2 separate regions of the Mus musculus genome follow, and region 1 is linked to region 2. The links are chromatin loops, found by intact Hi-C in ENCODE. Cell type or tissue: left cerebral cortex. All regions are shown on one strand. Each heading gives the region's core, and the rest is flanking DNA. Links, peaks and the distances in the headings are about the cores only. Region 1 holds the start of Irf5 (interferon regulatory factor 5). Region 2 holds the start of Rbm28 (RNA binding motif protein 28).

Evidence for each region. Hi-C counts contacts between places; a loop is a spot of excess contacts. Peaks named below come from ENCODE experiments on the same cell type or tissue, not always from the same donor. Only the 100,000 strongest peaks of a DNase experiment are listed, where the experiment ranks them.
Region 1: it touches region 2 in a loop (6-fold over the local background); 3 of 42 quality-filtered maps call a loop at or near these places.

Annotation. Positions count from the first base shown.
Region 1 is chr6:29,524,450-29,532,777 of GRCm38, forward strand. It overlaps Irf5 (interferon regulatory factor 5), which reads left to right and starts at 2,176. Exons shown (of 9, transcript NM_012057.4): 1 at 2,176-2,325; 2 at 6,677-6,882. The coding sequence starts at 6,688. Gm26627 (a long non-coding RNA gene) reads left to right here. Exons shown (of 3, transcript XR_868831.3): 3 at 1-255. In left cerebral cortex, for the core only: a CTCF peak has its summit at 1,009 (motif pointing left); a DNase peak (open chromatin) is centred at 4,826; H3K4me3 peaks cover 1,335 bases; H3K27ac peaks cover 329 bases.
Region 2 is chr6:29,162,088-29,170,415 of GRCm38, forward strand. Rbm28 (RNA binding motif protein 28) reads right to left here and starts at 2,637. Exons shown (of 19, transcript NM_133925.2): 1 at 2,404-2,637. The coding sequence starts at 2,521. Prrt4 (proline-rich transmembrane protein 4) reads right to left here. Exons shown (of 5, transcript NM_001101443.1): 5 at 7,143-8,328. The coding sequence ends at 7,656. In left cerebral cortex, for the core only: CTCF peaks have their summits at 2,816, 4,262 (motif pointing right) and 5,116 (motif pointing right); DNase peaks (open chromatin) are centred at 2,676 and 4,295; H3K4me3 peaks cover 1,606 bases; H3K27ac peaks cover 388 bases.

The DNA of each region.
Region 1 (8,328 bases), core at 32-8,031, 360 kb after region 2:
CTTCCCTTTTGCCCGTGACAGTGCACAGGAGCCTAGGGGACTCTTCGTTCTTGGAATAGCTGGAGTTCTGTTCACTGAATGAGCACTACCCCTTTCCTTCCTCCAGAAACAGGTCTCTGGCTCAGGGCAGTTTTTGGCTAAGGGGCTCCTTGTCAGGGAAGACAGGATCTGAATGGAGCAGAATCTTTTCGGAGCCCCGTTTATCTTATGGCCTGCCGCTGAGTTTAGGCCTCAGCTGCCCCAGTGCAGACATGCGCCACTGTGACTGGATCCACCCAGAGTTTTAATTTTAAAAATGTGAAACAGAAGGACACATGGCTCAGTGATAGAGTGCCTAGCATATATGAGAGGGTAATATATTCAGCAGATACAAATAATATATTTCCATTTTATATTCAGCTACAGTGAAAGGAGGGGGAGATATATAGAGAGAAGGAAAACAAAAACAAACCCACTGGATTCTCTCTGCTCATTGAAGTCTAATCCAGACATCCCTGGGAAGGCAGCAGAGGTTAAGGAAGAAGCCACAATTCTAATTAATTAATACCACGGTATCTGTCAGCAATCTAAGGCTTTAAATGTAGAGGGTAAACAGTATGTCTACAATGTATATATTTTACTTGCTAGCTAAAGTGAACAATGGGGTGTGTGTGTGGGGGGGGGGGGGGTAAACAAGATGGCTGGCAAGCCTGACAGCCTTAGTTCAGTCCCTGGGCCAGGCATATGAAGGAGAGAACTGGCTGAAGTTGTCCTCTGACATACTCATGCTTATGTGTACCCACAGATGTACACACAAAATAAATGTAATAACATTTTAATTTAACAATTCATTCAGAATATTTGTGTATTAAAAATATCTCTAGGACCGAAGAGATAGCTTGGTAGTTAAGAGCATCTGCTGTTCTTGCAGTAGACCTGGATTCAGATCTCAGCACCCACACCCCCTCGCTCACAACAGTCTCTAACTCCAGTTCCAGAGAATCCAGCGCCCTCTTCTGGTCTCTGCAGGAACTGCATGTTCACGATGCACATGCATGCTGACAAAATACTCATATACATAAAAAATAAAATAAATCACTAAAAAGAATTAAGATGGTAAACATTTAAAATATATGTGCTTATATCTTTAGTTAAGCTGCCTGCGATGCTACACCAAATCTCAGCTACTCAAGGCATCTGAGCCAGGAAAATCGTTTGATTCCTGGAGTTGGAGACCAGCACCGGCAACACAACTTTTTACCCTTAAAAGAGTTAAAACCCAAGAAACAAATACAATAACCCTTTAGAATTATGACAGGGCAGAGAAGGCAGGCACTTAGTAGCACAGTGCTTGCTTAGAATGTGCAAGGTCCTGGGTTCCATTATCAGTAAAATACAAATATAAAAATAAAAATTACTATAGATCATGAACCATGCAAGACAGGGTTGGTTCCCAACTAAGCTGAATTTCAGTGGAAATTAGACGTTAAAATCATATGGAAAAATCAAACGGAAAGACTCTGGAAGTCGTCTCCACCCCTCCTCCAAACCAATCAACAAATTACACCAAAACACAACAAACCAAAAGCTGACTCAAGGAAGGGGTAGACCTTCCTGGAAAAAACACTTAGACTATCAAATAATATGATGCTGACCCAAAAGTTGAAGAGTGAGAATCAGCGAATAATGTTCCTACATGAACAGGATGTGTGGAAGTTGAGGCCAGCATCGACTCGGACAGGAAGGCCCGTTTATGGAACCGGGAGGTCGGGGTGGGGGTGGGAACCCGCTCAAAGGGCAAACCCAAACCACGGTGAAGGTAAGGGCAAAAGAAGAGGTGGGCTTGTCAGTCACATGGTGAGTTGGAGCGGTCCGGAGGGCCAGTGTTAAGGCTGAGGAGACAGAGTGGCCCAAGGTATGTTGAAAGGGAGCTCTCAGGGGTCTCCCAATGCCCTGGAGTGTGGCTCCATCGACGCCCGCGCGCAGCGGATCTCCAGCTCCAGGCGGGCGCGGACTAGGTGAGGACAGGCTACAGGGTATCTGGGGACTGGGTGATGGATGACTCTGTCTCCCCGGATTCCCAAAGGAGCCCGGCGAGGGGCGCCGAGCTGTCTGCGGTCTCGCGGAGGCCCCGGGCTTCCCCGCGGTGGGCGGTGGATGGGTAGGGGCCCGGGGCGCGGGGTGGTGGCGAGGGGCGGGGCGGGGCGCTGCCCCGGGCGGGGGCGGCGCGATGCGGAAGTGCGGGGCGGGCTGGGCGACCCGCGGGCGGTGCAGCTCGGCGAGAGCTCAGCTCGGCCGCAGCGCCAGGCCGGGGCTCCAGGCTCCCCGCGGGCGCACAGCAAACAGGTAGGTCCCGGGGCTGTGGGCTGTGTTGGGCTCCTCGCCCCGAGGGCGGTGGGAACAGCCCCGGGCTTCAGCCAAGCCACGGCTCCGACCCACGGCGACCTGCACGCCCCGGGCACCTGCCAACGGGGCCAGCGGGGTCGGGATCCCGCTCCTCCGCGGTGGGCGATGATCGAAGGCGGCGCCGGGCCAGCGCGAATGGCTCCAAGGCGCTCCGCACCAGGCCAGCTCGGAGTGCCGGGCTCCGGCCGCCAACGTTCGCATGCTCGGGGAAAGTCCCAAGGGCCCAGTGGACATCCCCACTGCGCCTCGCCAGGGTCAAGGATGCCAAGCGCCCTGTCACAGTCTGGCGGGGACCAGGGAGGAGCGAGTTTCCGACCCCGACCCTGTCGGCACACAGCTCGTCTCTCCTCCCCGGCCACACCTCACTTTTTCGACTAAAGAGGTTGAGGTGTCAAGCAGCGATCCCTCCCAAGGATCTTAAAGCCAAGGACAGGAATCTGTGGGAATAGAGTTTGAGGGGAGACGTTGTCAAATAGAGGCTCTGCTCCTTGACTCGTAGCTCAAAAGGGGACGACGATTTATTCTTAGCTGTTGAGAAGAATCGGGGCGGGGGCTGATTAATGCTTGGTCTAGTTTCTTGACGGCCTGCCCCTAAACTTAAGAAGTAACAACTTAGAATCTGAACGTGAAGGGAAAGTGTAGTTGGGCCGAAACGCAGGCGGAGAGATGTCCCGGGCCAGTATTCGCCCTCGGTGCAGATGTCTCCCAGACTCCAGGTGTCTCTCGAACCTCCAGAGGACCCAGAGCGGGTACCTAGTAGCAGGGGTGGAAGTGGGGGCTTTCTTGGCCTCCTCCTGGCATAGCAAGGCGGACACGTCCCGGTCCAGAGGAGCGGACCAGGAACGGACACTAAGCCAGTAACCCCGCGATGACTCCAGGGGCTGACCCAGGTTCCTTCCCACCCCCACCCCCCTTCCCTCCGCGTTATGCCCCGGGTGGAGTCTGCCGGGATGATCAGGAGGGAACGACCTGGCCTGAACTCCAAAGTGAGGATAAGTGATCAGGACCAGAAAGGATGTGGACGGGGCTGACGGAGGCTGGAGAGGCTAAAAGCCTCGCATGAGGACCTGTGTGATACAGTACAGCATTCGCCCTCTCTACTCCCTAAGCTCCTGGCTAAAGTCTAGGAAAGAGATAGGTAGGAGACCACTCCTATTAACTAAAAGTCCTTCGGGGGTTTTCCCTTGAACTCTGGCCTTCCCCCAGCCTGCCCCTGGGAGGAAGCCGGGAGAGGGTTCTTCCTGCCGCACCTGCTGCCCCAGAATCTCAGCCTGTGTGCACTCTGAAGGGGCAGGGCCCCGGGTGTGTCGCTCACCTGGAGAGGGCGGGATTTATGCTCATGCCTACTGCAGGTAACCCCTGGATGTTGCCTTGAACTGGGTGTGGGGTTTAGAACGGGACAATTCGAGAGACAGGAGGGGTTCGAAGCTCTGCCTTTATTCCTTCCGTTATGGCAGCTTCTCCCCACCAGCTCCGGAGTTCTCAGTGATCTGACTGCCCAGGCAGCCTCTCCTGGGACTTCATGACCTTGGGGTGAGCTATGGGGACTCTCCATCGCAGTCGGGATTCAAGGGCTGCTTCCATGCCCCATCACATGTGGGATACTTCCTGAGGTCTGACATGGAAGATGGTGGGGGCTCTGTTCGTTTCTCCTTTTTAGGGCTCATAGCCAGACATCTCAGTCTGCGTTGTGTGTCAGCACTGCTCTTATTCAAAACCTCCAGACCCAGGAGCGGGCAGTCATGTTTAGACGCTGCAATTGTGAACTGGCAGGCAGGATCTGACTTAGATCTAAGCCTTTTTTGTTGGGCAGGAGGGAGCTTCTGTGGGGTAGATGCTGAACTTGGTCCTGCTCAGGGCGAGGCTCCTGTGCATCTAGCTGCAGGTGGTGCCTTCTGCCCCTAGATGAACACACCCTCCTCTCATGGCCCTGGCTTGCTGTGGGGATCATTTCTCTACGTCACTACTCCATTAGAAGGGACTGCCGCTTCCTAACACTGAGGCCAGAGCAACAATTTCAAAACCTTTCTCTGATTTAATTTATCATCATCAGGCTGAGACAGAAAGAAAGCTGCAGTGTTCCTTGGCTCCTTCTTGGTCTCCGAAGCAGGGCAGTGAGTGCTCTGCTCTTCCTGTTCATACTACTCTTGACATGACTCTCTCTCTCTCTCTCTCTCTCTCTCTCTCTGTGTGTGTGTGTGTGTGTGTGTGTGTGTGTGTGTGTGTGTGTGTGTACATCACCCTCCATTCTAAGATCAGAGCTGCTTAGGAGCTATAATGGGAGACAGAGAGGATGATGTTGAGGATGGGGTGGGGGTGGGTCAGCCGAGTGAGTCAGATCTCTGAGTTGTCCCATCGGGCTACTTTCATTTCCCTTAGGTCAGGGTGGAGGCTGGCGCAGAAAGAGGAACTAAGCCACCTCTTCTTAAGCTTGGGGGCAGGGCTGGGAGCCTTTCCACGCTCTCTGTCCAAAGCTGGCAGTGCTATTCCTGGGTCTCTGGCCGCTGAGGTATGCACTGCTCTGAAGTGCTCTGAAGTCTGTAGAGGGTCGCTCCGCTAGCCTGGATGTGGCATGTAGTAGCCACAACCCAGAAGACACTAGGTGGGGGAATTGCAGGGGAAACTGGGGCTCCATGCTGCAAAACCCAAGTAAGTCTGCTGAGTTTTGTTTTGTTCTTTAACTGGCTGAATGAGAGAGTGTCTTCCCAGGAGCTGCTGGCACCGCAGCCTTCCTCTTCTCTGTTTCTGAACCCCGCCCCACCCCCACCCCAAGTTCAAGAGTTCAAGATCAAGAATATGGTCAAGGGCAGGAAAGAGCTTCCCAGGAGGGAAGATGGGTGAGAGGGAGGGAGCTCTAAGTTACAGGTTCTGTCAGGAGGAGAGGGAGCAGGTAGAGGGAAGAGCACCAGGGTTTCATGGGTCCTGTGCACATAACTCTAGTGAGATAGAGACTGTGGCCTGCCAAAGTGCTTACCTCCAATGGAAAGCTGTTGTGGCAATATTTAATCTCAATGGGGGGGGGGTGGACTACCTTGCCTTTGATCATTCAGTTCCCAGATAAAAGGCACTCAGCTTTTATATTTATAACGATCCTTTAGTGTACCAGAGCCGGGCACATATCACCCTTCATGCTCTAATGTCTTCTTCCCCATCAAGAACCCCTCCATGTTCCAACTTAGCTGCTCTTAATTCCAATCGGCCAGCCCTCGTGGCCATGCTTTCATGAGGCGTTTTCTCCTCCCTCTACCTTGTTGTCTCCCCTCAGACCAAGGAACTCTGCCTATCTCTCTTCTGCCCAGCTTCAGGCTGTTGGCATCTTTATTAGCCAGTCAGGGATAATCTGGGGGGCAAGGATACATAGAATCACTTGTGTCTGCATGAGACTCTCTTCCTCCCTGGGGGCAACCAGGCCAGTGTGAAGCATTACAATACATGGCAACAGGAAGCTGTTAGACCTGGTCTGCACTTCCTGCCACCACGTGTATGGCACTGGTCTGTAAACAGGAGCACCGAATGGATGTGAAGGCAGTAGCAGGAGCCAGACTCAAGTCCACTGATGGCTTCAGGGTGGCACCATCTAAGCCAGGTACCCGGTGTCACTGGAGTGGATGAGTGGGATTTTTATAAAGAGTTCAAGGGGGAAGAAAGCTTCATTCCTGAAAGAACTGAGGAGAAATGCCAGGGCTACAGGTGATCTTAACCAAAAGGCCCAAAACTCAGAGTCCTGTGAACGAACCTGTCCCTAACCCCTCTCCCACGGTCTGCTCCTGTCTAAGGCCAGCTTGTGTTAGAAGCCTGTGACAGACGTTTAGTTTAGAGGATTTGTTAGGAGGGACGGGGAAGGGCAGTTTCAGGGGAAAGAAGTTGAGTAAGATGCAGAGAGAAAAGCTGGGCAAGGCAGGACAGATACAGCATGGTGGAATAGCCAACCCTAGAGAAGTACCCGTGGATTTCGCTGGCCCACCTCTATGCAAGGGAGCCAGGTTTGCCTTGACAGAGATGGGTGGCTTGACATGGGGAATAAGACACCTGGGACAATTCTCTAGTGAAGCAGCGGCTGGATACTGACTGCACTCAAGAATGGGTGGCCCACAGCACCCACTAGCACGGGAGTTTCCTTCTCCCCTAACAGAACTCACAGGCTGCGCGAGCTGTGACAGGAAGGTGAGGGAAAGCAGCCTTGGCCCCAGACGCCTAGAAGGACTGGGGTGCTCATCCGCTTGACCTGTCCACCAGGGCAGGGAACATCTTGCTATCAGTTTGTAGAGCTCCTCTTTGCTTTCTCCCGCAGAGCCCTTTGCCATGAACCACTCAGCCCCAGGGATTCCCCCACCACCCCGCCGTGTGAGGCTGAAGCCCTGGTTGGTGGCCCAGGTGAACAGCTGCCAGTACCCAGGGCTTCAGTGGGTCAACGGGGAAAAGAAACTCTTCTATATACCCTGGCGCCATGCCACGAGGCATGGTCCCAGCCAGGATGGGGACAACACCATCTTCAAGGTAAGCCTTGGATAAGGTGCTGCCTTCTGGGGCAGCCCCTCCCTAGGAAAGAGCCCTCCGGAGTAGAGAGAGGCAGAGTCACGTCCTGCCAGCTACAGTGCTCAGGGGATCCCACACCTAGACTCAGGGACACAGGACCATCTTTTCTAACCTGTAGCCTAGAGCAAGGTGGGGATGGAAGGTCTCTGGGAGGCCAGCCTGTAACTCCGTGTAGCACTCCATGCTCTTGATTTATGTTACACTGGACTACACGTTACACATACTATATCACATGCACTAAATGAAGTTACTAGCTCATTTTTTGGGTTTGGTCTGGGTTTTGAGTCAGGGTCTCACTTTATAATGCCCAGCTAACCAGACTCGCTTGGGTAGTCAAGGCTGGCTTGACTTGTCATCCTCCTGCCTCAGCCTCCCAAGTGCTAGGGTTACAGACATGTACCACCATGTCTAACAAGCCCTAATTCTGGACAGGCCCTACCAAAATAGTTTTACAACAGAATATACAGTGTATAATATATAATTGGAACCCAGTCACGTTTAAGAATGTTTAAATATACTTAGATATAGGGTCTCCCTCTATATTCTTGGTTGGCCTGGGACTCACTATGTAGATTAGAATGGCCTTAAACTTGTGGAAGTCCCCCCTTCCTGTCCTTCCAGCGTGTGTTGGGATTGCAAGCCTGTGCCACCATGCCTAGCTAACTTTTCAAAGATGTCTTTGTGCTAGGGATCAAGGCTATCCTTGCTCATGCTAAGACACATACAGTCACTAAGGGACAGCCCCACCCCCATACTTTATTTATTCATTATTTTATATATCTTAAAACATTCTCACATAGTCCAGGATGGCCTTAAACTCGTTACGTAGCTGCCTCTGGCCTTGAACCTCTGTTACTCTGTCTCCAGCTCTGAAGTACTTGGGTAGATTACAGATAGTCACCAACACACGCAAACCCACACATAGGTTTTAATTTTTCCTTATTTTTTTACTTACTTATTTATGGGGAGTGTGCAGGCCCCAGAGTATGTGCACGGAGGTCAGAGGTCAGTTTGGAAGAGTTGAGTCTCTCCTTCCACAGTGTGAATCCCAAGAATCAAACTCAAGTTGTCAGGCAGGCTGGCAAGTGCCTTTCTGTGGAGAGCCATTTTGCTGGCCCACACATACTGTAACCTGCATTTTTTTCACCCAATATCAGGATTAGCTTTCCTTTTCAAGAAACATCTGCTTCACTTTTTGTGACCATTGAATAACCCTCTGCAAGGACCCGGTATAACTCAGTCACCCATCACTTCAGACTGTTTTAGATTGTGCTTCCAGGCATGATCTCTCCTAAATTCTACCTTTTGATCTAATGGTCAGATGAGGTCTAGTGTTCAGAGTTTAATAAAATTGTTAGACCAAAGAGATGCTGATTTTAAAACTTAAAACCTTTGGAATCTTATTAT
Region 2 (8,328 bases), core at 130-8,129:
AAGTTTAGGGTGAAGGAGAGACAGAGATGATAAATGAAAAGGGCACATATTTCCAGGCAGGAGGTATCTGCGCCCAACAATTGTGCCTAGATGCAAGTTATAAAGGTAACGGAACAGTGTGTGTGTCTTTTATCCACGGATTCAAGGGTCTCGGGAGTGGGCTGATAACTCAACTCCTCCAGGAGCAAAGGTGGGTAAGAAAGAGAAGCCAGGTAAGTGCTGGCAGTGCAGATCCTAGAGCTAAGCCAGGAGAGACAAAAGCGAGCCAGGAAGGGCCAAGGGGTGGCAGCTCCTGGGCAAGGCAGTAATGTGTTTTTTTAAAACTACACATAACACGTGAAGATTGGTTTCTTTTCTCTTAGAACTTCCTCTCACAAAAGCCTATCACTCATCTTTCAAGAAATAAGAAAAAAACGAACAAACAAAAAAAGACCCTCCCCACTTCTCCATAAGTACAATAAAAATATAGCTGCTCATCTGTGAGGTTAGTGCCCAAATAAAGGCAAAACAGTAACTGTGTCTCCACGAAGAACTGCCACACACATTCAGACCCTCACAATTCTAAGTGCCATGCTAACCCCATTATAAAACACCCACCTCTCCTCTACACAGGAGTGCAACAGTTGTTTCTAGTACATCTCACTTGCCTGGATAGGAAGCTCATACATTTTCTTAAAAGGGGTATGAGAGACTGTAAGGATTTAGACCAAGAACACAGAAATCCACCTGCCTCTGCCTCCCGAGTGCTGGGATTAAAGGCATGCACCACCACGCCCGGCATTAATGTCCTTTTAAATGAATGTTTCTTTCTTGTTTTGTCTTTTGAGGACAACGTCTTATATAACCCAAGTAGGCCTCAACTTCCTGATCCTCCTGCCTCCACTTACTAAGTGCTGGGATTACAGTCAGATACCACCACTCCTGGCACAACATTAGTGTTGTAACATTTATTTACTTATGTGTGTGCAAAAGTATGGGAAAAATCTGGTAGGAGTTGGTTCTTTCTGTCTATCAGGTTGAAGTGGGTCCTGAGATCTCTTCTCGATGTACTCGTGAAAGTTGGACATAATTTATTCTTCTGCCAAGTCTTTCATTTTATCTGTCTCTCAATTAGATATTACTTTCAAACATGGGTGCTTCCTTCTACAATTGTTTGGGATTAAAGGTGTGTGCTGAAGCTGAGCCACACAACTAGAAATAGGATTTTCTAGTAAACACCACAATCTGAGGACTCAGTGTGATCGAATCTCCTGTCACACCTTCATTCACTTCCTCGTCACCCTGGCCACCAAGCTCTCTTCTCACACAAGGACATACTTGCTTTAATATCCTCAAGGTTGCTGTTTCCTGAATTCAGACTGTTTTATCCCCCCAGTTCTTAGTTCACTCTCCTCAAACAGGTCTTCCCTAGCCACCCTATCTACACACACACATTCCCTCTTTTGACTTTTCTCCTTAGCATAAATTTATCACCATTATCAACATATAGTTTGGCTATTTGTTGGCTGTCTTTCAAACCATAAGTGTATGAGAACAGAATCTGCGTCAGTGATTTAGTGTCACACACCTGTTGTATCCTAAGGGCAGCCAGCAATGTTCTAAAATACAGTTGGCATCCAACAAGTAATAAATAAATAAACAGATGAATGCATAGGATGTGCTAACGTGCTAATCAAACTGAGTCCTCTCACTAGCCAGATCAACTCCAGACCATTTAATGTCTTTAAAGATTATATTCCTTTATTTAAAAAAAATGGGGTTAAGGCTCTTTGTCCTATAAGATTGTTGAGAACATTAAGTAAGTTAACCCATGTCAAACTAAGCACTCTTCCGGCCTAGCAGCCATCTCAATAAGCCGCACTGGTGCTTTATTAAACGTTACTTTGGGATGTTTGTTGAAGACGGGGTCTCGCTATGTAATCCAAGTTGTCCTGAACTCGCTATTATATAGACCTGGCTGTCCTCGAATTACCAGCAATCCTCCTGCCACAGCCTTCCCAGATGCTGGGATTACTACCATTACTCCAAGCTAATGGGCCTGCGTTTGAACTCCTGAACACGCGTAATAAAGGGGAAAACGCAATGGAAACGTTAAGTGAGTGCTTTGCCTTTCATAAATCAACCTTATTGGCCGATCTCCAGCTGAGTCCGTTTAGAAAAGAATCTTAGCTCCCGGTCCCGTACTTCTGGAGAGAGCAAAGAACTTGCTGGGATGGCTCACGTCATTAATCGGAGGATTCAGGAGGCAGAAGCACACGGGCTACCGGTAGCGAATCCGAGGCCAGTTAGGGCTAAAGAGTGAGAGCCCTGTCTCAAAACAAACAGATCATAACTATAGAGCTCCCTGAAATTGGGTTGTTCCCATACCTTTGCACATGCCCTCTGCACCATCCCACTCCTTACCTTTCTCTGTCACCACGAAGCACTGCTTCACCGGACCCACCTGACTGAACAGCTCTTCCAGCTGATCGCTGCGAGCCGAGGGCGGGAGACGGCCCACGAATAAAGTCAGACCGGCCATGAGACCGAGAGACAAGCGCGTGAGGCTGCGAGCACCTCACGCCGGCGCGAGCGAGGGCTGGGATGAGCTCTGGCAGGAAGGCGGTGCCGAGTTGCCGGGAAATTCAGGAAGTCCTCTTTGCTCAAAAGAGTCCGGGAGGAAACGCAGACTGGAAGGAATAGTTCCGGAAAGAAAAAGAAAAATGACGTCCTGGGGGCGGAGCTTCTTGAACGACGGTCTCTGTGCAGTCCCAGCACCGCCCCCGCCACTGGGGGAAACTTGACATCAACAGCTTAAAATTCTCTTAAAATCTTTCATTTAGGAACTCGACCCCAAATTCACCAAAGCAGGCAGAAGTCATTTTCCCCCTAAGCCTGCCCTCATCTGACATAGAGTGGGTGTTCAATAAGTTTTTTTCTGAAGAGTTGCCACATATCACGCGGGGGGAAAAAAACACATATGCAAAACGTCATAGACACAAGCATGTAACATACATAATTTGAACTAGTCACATGTCCTCAGAAAACATGAGACAAACTGTCACTTGGCCGCAGAGACAAATTGTATCTACTAAAATCCCCAGAGAACAAATACTACGTACGAAATCATATTTTCAATTCTTACTGATTGAGCTCCTACTTATATATTAGGAGTAAAATTCATTGCCGAAAAAAAAAGACATGGTCCCTGCCGTCATATAAAATAGAGTCCAGAGTGAGAGACAGACGTTTATTTTTAAAATCTTACAAAATCTCTGCAAGATCACATCAGAGCACACGGAAGCCAAACATAACACCCAGCTATATGCACAGACCTAGGATGCACTGCTGCCCAGAGACAGAAGATCTTCATTTATGTCTGTTTATCAGACAGACTGGAGGCTACCCACAGTGTTTAACACTCAGTGGGCTTCACTGTCTGTCTTACATGGAAAAATGCTGTGCTTGCAGAATGCCTAGCTGCAAAAAGTACCCTAGGCACTTTTAAAGTCTTTACTTTTAAGTTACAACAGCTCAGTAGGTAGAAAACACCACAAAAGATGAAAGGCACAGTGAAAATCCCCAAGAGTTATCCACATTCAATATAATGGATGGACGGATGGATGGATGGATGGATGGATGGATGACGTGTAGGTAGTAGTGGTGGGAGGAATGTGCTAAGCATGAAATTTATGAAGTCCTAGTAGGCTTCAAATAATTAATATGTGCTTTTAGAAAAAGAACCCCCACCACAGTTATATTTTAAATAGATAAATCAGAAGAAAAGGCACTGAAATACAAAACAGATTGTCAAGGCTACCATAAAGTCGATCCTATCTTACATAAAAAGTAAAGTGGGCAAAAGAAGTAGAATCTTTTAAACAAAATTGGTTTGGAATTCCACATCCTCCTCAAGAATCAAATTCTAAGTGGGGCAGTGGTGGCGCACGCCTTTAATCCCGGCACTCGGGAGGCAGAGGCAGGCGGATCTCTGAGTTCGAGGCCAACCTGGTCTACAAAGCAAGTTCCAGGACAGCCAGGGCTACACAGAGAGACCCTGTTTCGGAAAACAACAACAACCAAGAATCAAATTCTATCCTCAAATACAAACTTGTATTGGGGGACCTAGTCATAGCTGTGGTAGATAAAGGGGGAAGAATTTAATATCCATTTGTAATCCTCCTCTCCCCTCAACAAACAAACAAACAAACAAACAACCGTTCTAAATACCCTAAGTCCAATTTTTCCTTAAAGGACAAAGACTAAACTGTTTCCCTACATCCATCAGGGGGCAGCATATACCCATAGTCAGGGTTCTGTGTCCCTCAGAATACACAGTAAAACTGAGCCTTCTCATCTTCCCCTTTATTCAGATGTGGATCCCCCATCTGTCTCCTGCCTCCTCCCCTTCTAGCCATGCATATCAGGAAGGGCATATGGTTCTTCAGCCAAGAATATTTGCTCATCCATCTACTCAGGACTCATGCAGTGTTCTTTATTAAATAGCAGGAGTCATGGAACCCTGCAAGGTGGCTTCCAAGGGAAATAAACTGCAGACCTATCCCTCATCCATCACTGTAGTGAAGCCTGGGAAGGAAAGAAGAGAAGCCTGGGATGTCCTTAGGCTTTCCCTCTGGCTCCACTCCTCACTCTCCCCAAAGGCTGAGCCTTCTATAAGATTAGGTAGTTCTTATTCTCCCCACTTCTCACAACTGTAATAATTGTTTGTGCTATAATGACTCTTCTATTAGTGCTTGCCTTTCCTCTGCATATCAAACATTCATAGTTTGTTTCCTTCTCTGCCTTTTTCAGTCTCATCACCTGATATATTTGAGCCTTCAACAAATAATTTTAAGGGAGTGGATTAATTCATGAATGAATGAAAGTTTATCATTCAGACCCTCCAAGTACCGATATTGAAACTGTAGGATGTATGCATTAGGATCTAACTCTATTCCTTCTGAGAAGCCTGCTTTGGGTAAGAAATAAGGCACAAGATAAAATGCGCAGCTAACTGAAGTCTTGGCTTCTTTGTGTGTGAAAAAGCTAGGGATTTGTTTTAATTTTTAAAAAGATTTTATTTATTTTATGAGTACACTGTAGCTGTCCTGAGCCATACCAGAAGAGGGCATCGGATCCCATTACAGATGATTGTGAGCCACCATGTGGTTGCTGGGAATTGAACTCGGGACCTCTGGAAGAGCAGTCGGTGCTCTTAACGGCTGAGCCATTTCTCCAGCCCAGGGATTTTTTTTTAATTTTGTTTTTATTTTTATTTGTAGGGGTGTGTGTGGATGAGAGATGTGTACACGAAGGACAAAAGACATCATCAGATCTCCTTGGTTTGAAGTTGATGGTGATTGCGAGTAGCTCAAGGTGGGTGCCAGAAACTCAAGTTCTCTGAAGTTAAAAAAAAAAAAAAGTTTTAACTGGGAGTGATTTATATGAAGGAAAATTAACAAAGTGTCGGATCTGGTGAGTACTGAGAAATGTTCCTCTGGCCTCCTTTCTCATCAGCTGCATTCAGAGCTCTCAGACGAGAAAAAAGCAAGTATCTGTGAGAGATGAACGGAGTCAGACTGGATGGGGAGGCTCCAGATTTGACTGCTGTGCTCAGGGGAGAGAAGTACATGGAGCCAATTAGATTCAGTGAGGAGAATGGGAAAGACCAAGCAGCTGGAGAGGATGAGTGTGAGGAAGGGATGACAGAGGGGCTGGGTGTAAGCGGAAGCAGAGGACAGGCAGCTGGGAGGGGCAATGGGGTAAGAAGGAGACAATTTCCCAGAGCAGCAAGCATCCCTTGCATGACACAATGCAGTGCCAATGCCGGGCCCACTGCAGCCACTATGACACCCAGTGAGAAATGCCTGTAATTAGGAAACTGGCAGTTCTCTGGGCCTCAGCCCAGAGTGAGGATGCAGCAAGAATGTCTGAGCCACACTGAGCCAGGTGATGGAGGAGGCACGGTCAGGACCACTCCAGGTCCATCCCTCAGCCTCACCTGCACTGCTGCTTCAAATTTCTCTTCTCTATCAGGACTCTTACCCTCCCTTAGATGGTCCTGGCTTCCCTCCTCCCTCTGAGGTCTTGAGGCCCTGGATACTGTCCTCAATCAAGACAGATCTTCATCTGCAGGGAACAAGAGCTTCAGCCCCTCCCCACCTCCCTTTCTGTATTCCTTTTGGCTCCTTGGCGCCTATCTCCAAACTCCATGAGCTGGTGATCCAAGTTTGGTGCATGTGTGATTGTGTGTGTGTGTGTGTGTGTGTGAGAGAGAGAGAGAGAGAGAGAGAGAGAGAGAGAGAGAGAGAGAGAGAGAGATTAGGAAGCTTCCTGTTTGTTTGTTTTTTTTTTCCACTTTGATCTTGATGTGTATGCCTCTCCAGGTCTCTATGTGATATGCAGGACATCCGCCAAACACTGCCAGCTTTTCATTTTCAAACCTGATCCAAGACCCTGCCACCGTAAACCATTACATTTTAGCCAGATGACAAATGCAGAGTATATATAACTGGAGGCTAAATGCTTCAGGAAAGGGGCAGATACGCTGTAGCTGGTGGCTGGATGTGCTAATGGGTCCCTGCAGGGTGATCTTTCTTTGAGAACTGAGCTGGGGCTGGGGCAAGAGGTGGGCAGTGAAGACAGATTTTTCTCTACTGAGGATCAGAGATGAGAGCTCTGTGGGAAATGGGGATGAGGTCCTTGTAAGACCAGCCTCAAAGACTCCCTGTTGATGAGAATAGACAGCTTCCTCTTTGCAAATTCTTATGGGAACTTGGCAGACAGGTTGTTGGCTGGCCCAACGGAAGCAATCAGGCCCTTTAACAAGTGTGCCCCCATTTCTATGAAGATCTTTATTATTAACTAGCTCCTAGGAAGCTATCTCCTAAGATCTGATGCAGGGCTCCTGTGGACAAAGGCATTTTGCCAAGTGCTAAAGAGTCTCTGACTCCCACCTCTCAGGACCCTGTCTCCTTTAGGAAAAGACATTTGCCAGGCAGTCAGATGAGCGGCTTCCAAGGGCTTGTCTCAAGACTCATTCCCCAGAAGAGTCCTCATTTTCGTGTGAAGGTCCCTGGGAGTCTGAGGTAGAAACTCTGGTGGAGCTGCTGAGGTTGTAGCTGCCCCCCCCCCCAAGCTTTTCCAAGAAGGTCAGAACATTCTCCTCTGAAAAATATTTTATTGATACATTGACTCTGAAAACGCTCATTTCCCAATCAGTTGCGATAAAGTCTGTTGGGCCACAGCTCCATCGTTAGGGAACAGTTCCATGAAGAGATGGCAGAGGTGGGTATGAAGCCCAGACAGGGCACTATAAGCCTTTTGAAGATAGCTGTTTCACTCAGCACCAGGGTAAGGGACATGGTGGTCAGGAGTGGAGCACCTTGGAGCTTTATTGCTGGTGACAGCCAAGGAAAGTAGAACCCTGCCACCCTAAAGTTGCAGCTAGGGGCATTAGCACCCCATGGCTCCAGAGAACTTGGCACTGATTCCCAATGCATAGAGCCTGGTTGCTGACCCACCCACCCAGGGGCCCCTGGATGGGAAAGAATCAGAGTTATCTGAACCAGGCAGAATTGGAGAATTGTTACAGTGAGGAGGTCTTGAGCAGATCAGATGCCAGAAAGTGGAGAGGGGGGGGGGGGCAAAGACTTGGCTGTGAGATAGCTGCCTTTTCACAGGTCTATGGTGTCGCTGCCCATGCTCAGCTCATCAATCTGTCGACAAGCATCCAGGAATTGCTCTTGCAGCAATGCCTCCTCAGCCTGCAGTTCAGAAGCATGTTCTGGGGAGTCGCGGGAGGGTGGGGATAGGGCCTGGTAGGATCCTGAGGCTGGGAGGCTGGGGCTGCTTTCTGAGGGCCGCGGGGGACTGAGGACACAGACTAAGGGACAGCGAGGGGGCCTGTCGGGGCTGGAACACAGAAGCATGGACGAGCTGTCCCGTGAGAGTCCACACAGAGAGCCAGATGAGGCGCTGCTGCCGGGAGGCCAGGCCCCGGGAGAGGGAAGCTCAGGAGGTGCTGGGGATCCAGGGACATTCTCGGACTTCTCACTGGGTCCTGCCCCTATCTTGTTCCCCAATGAGATGGTGCGGTAGAGACCGAGCCCAGGCAGGGCTTCCCCAAAGGCAGGGCCCTGAAAGAGACCAGGAGCCAGAAGTGCCTCGCTGCAGAGGGCTTCCTCGATGCTGCGCCGCAGGTTGATAGGTGAGGGCGGGCGGAAGTCCACGGTGCAATCGCTGCTAGGGGAGGAGGCTGTTGACTGCGTTGGGTTGGCCCCGGCACCTTCAAAGCCCCGGCAGCCGCCACCTTGGAGAAGGAGATCGGGACCTGGGCCTGCTAGAGCG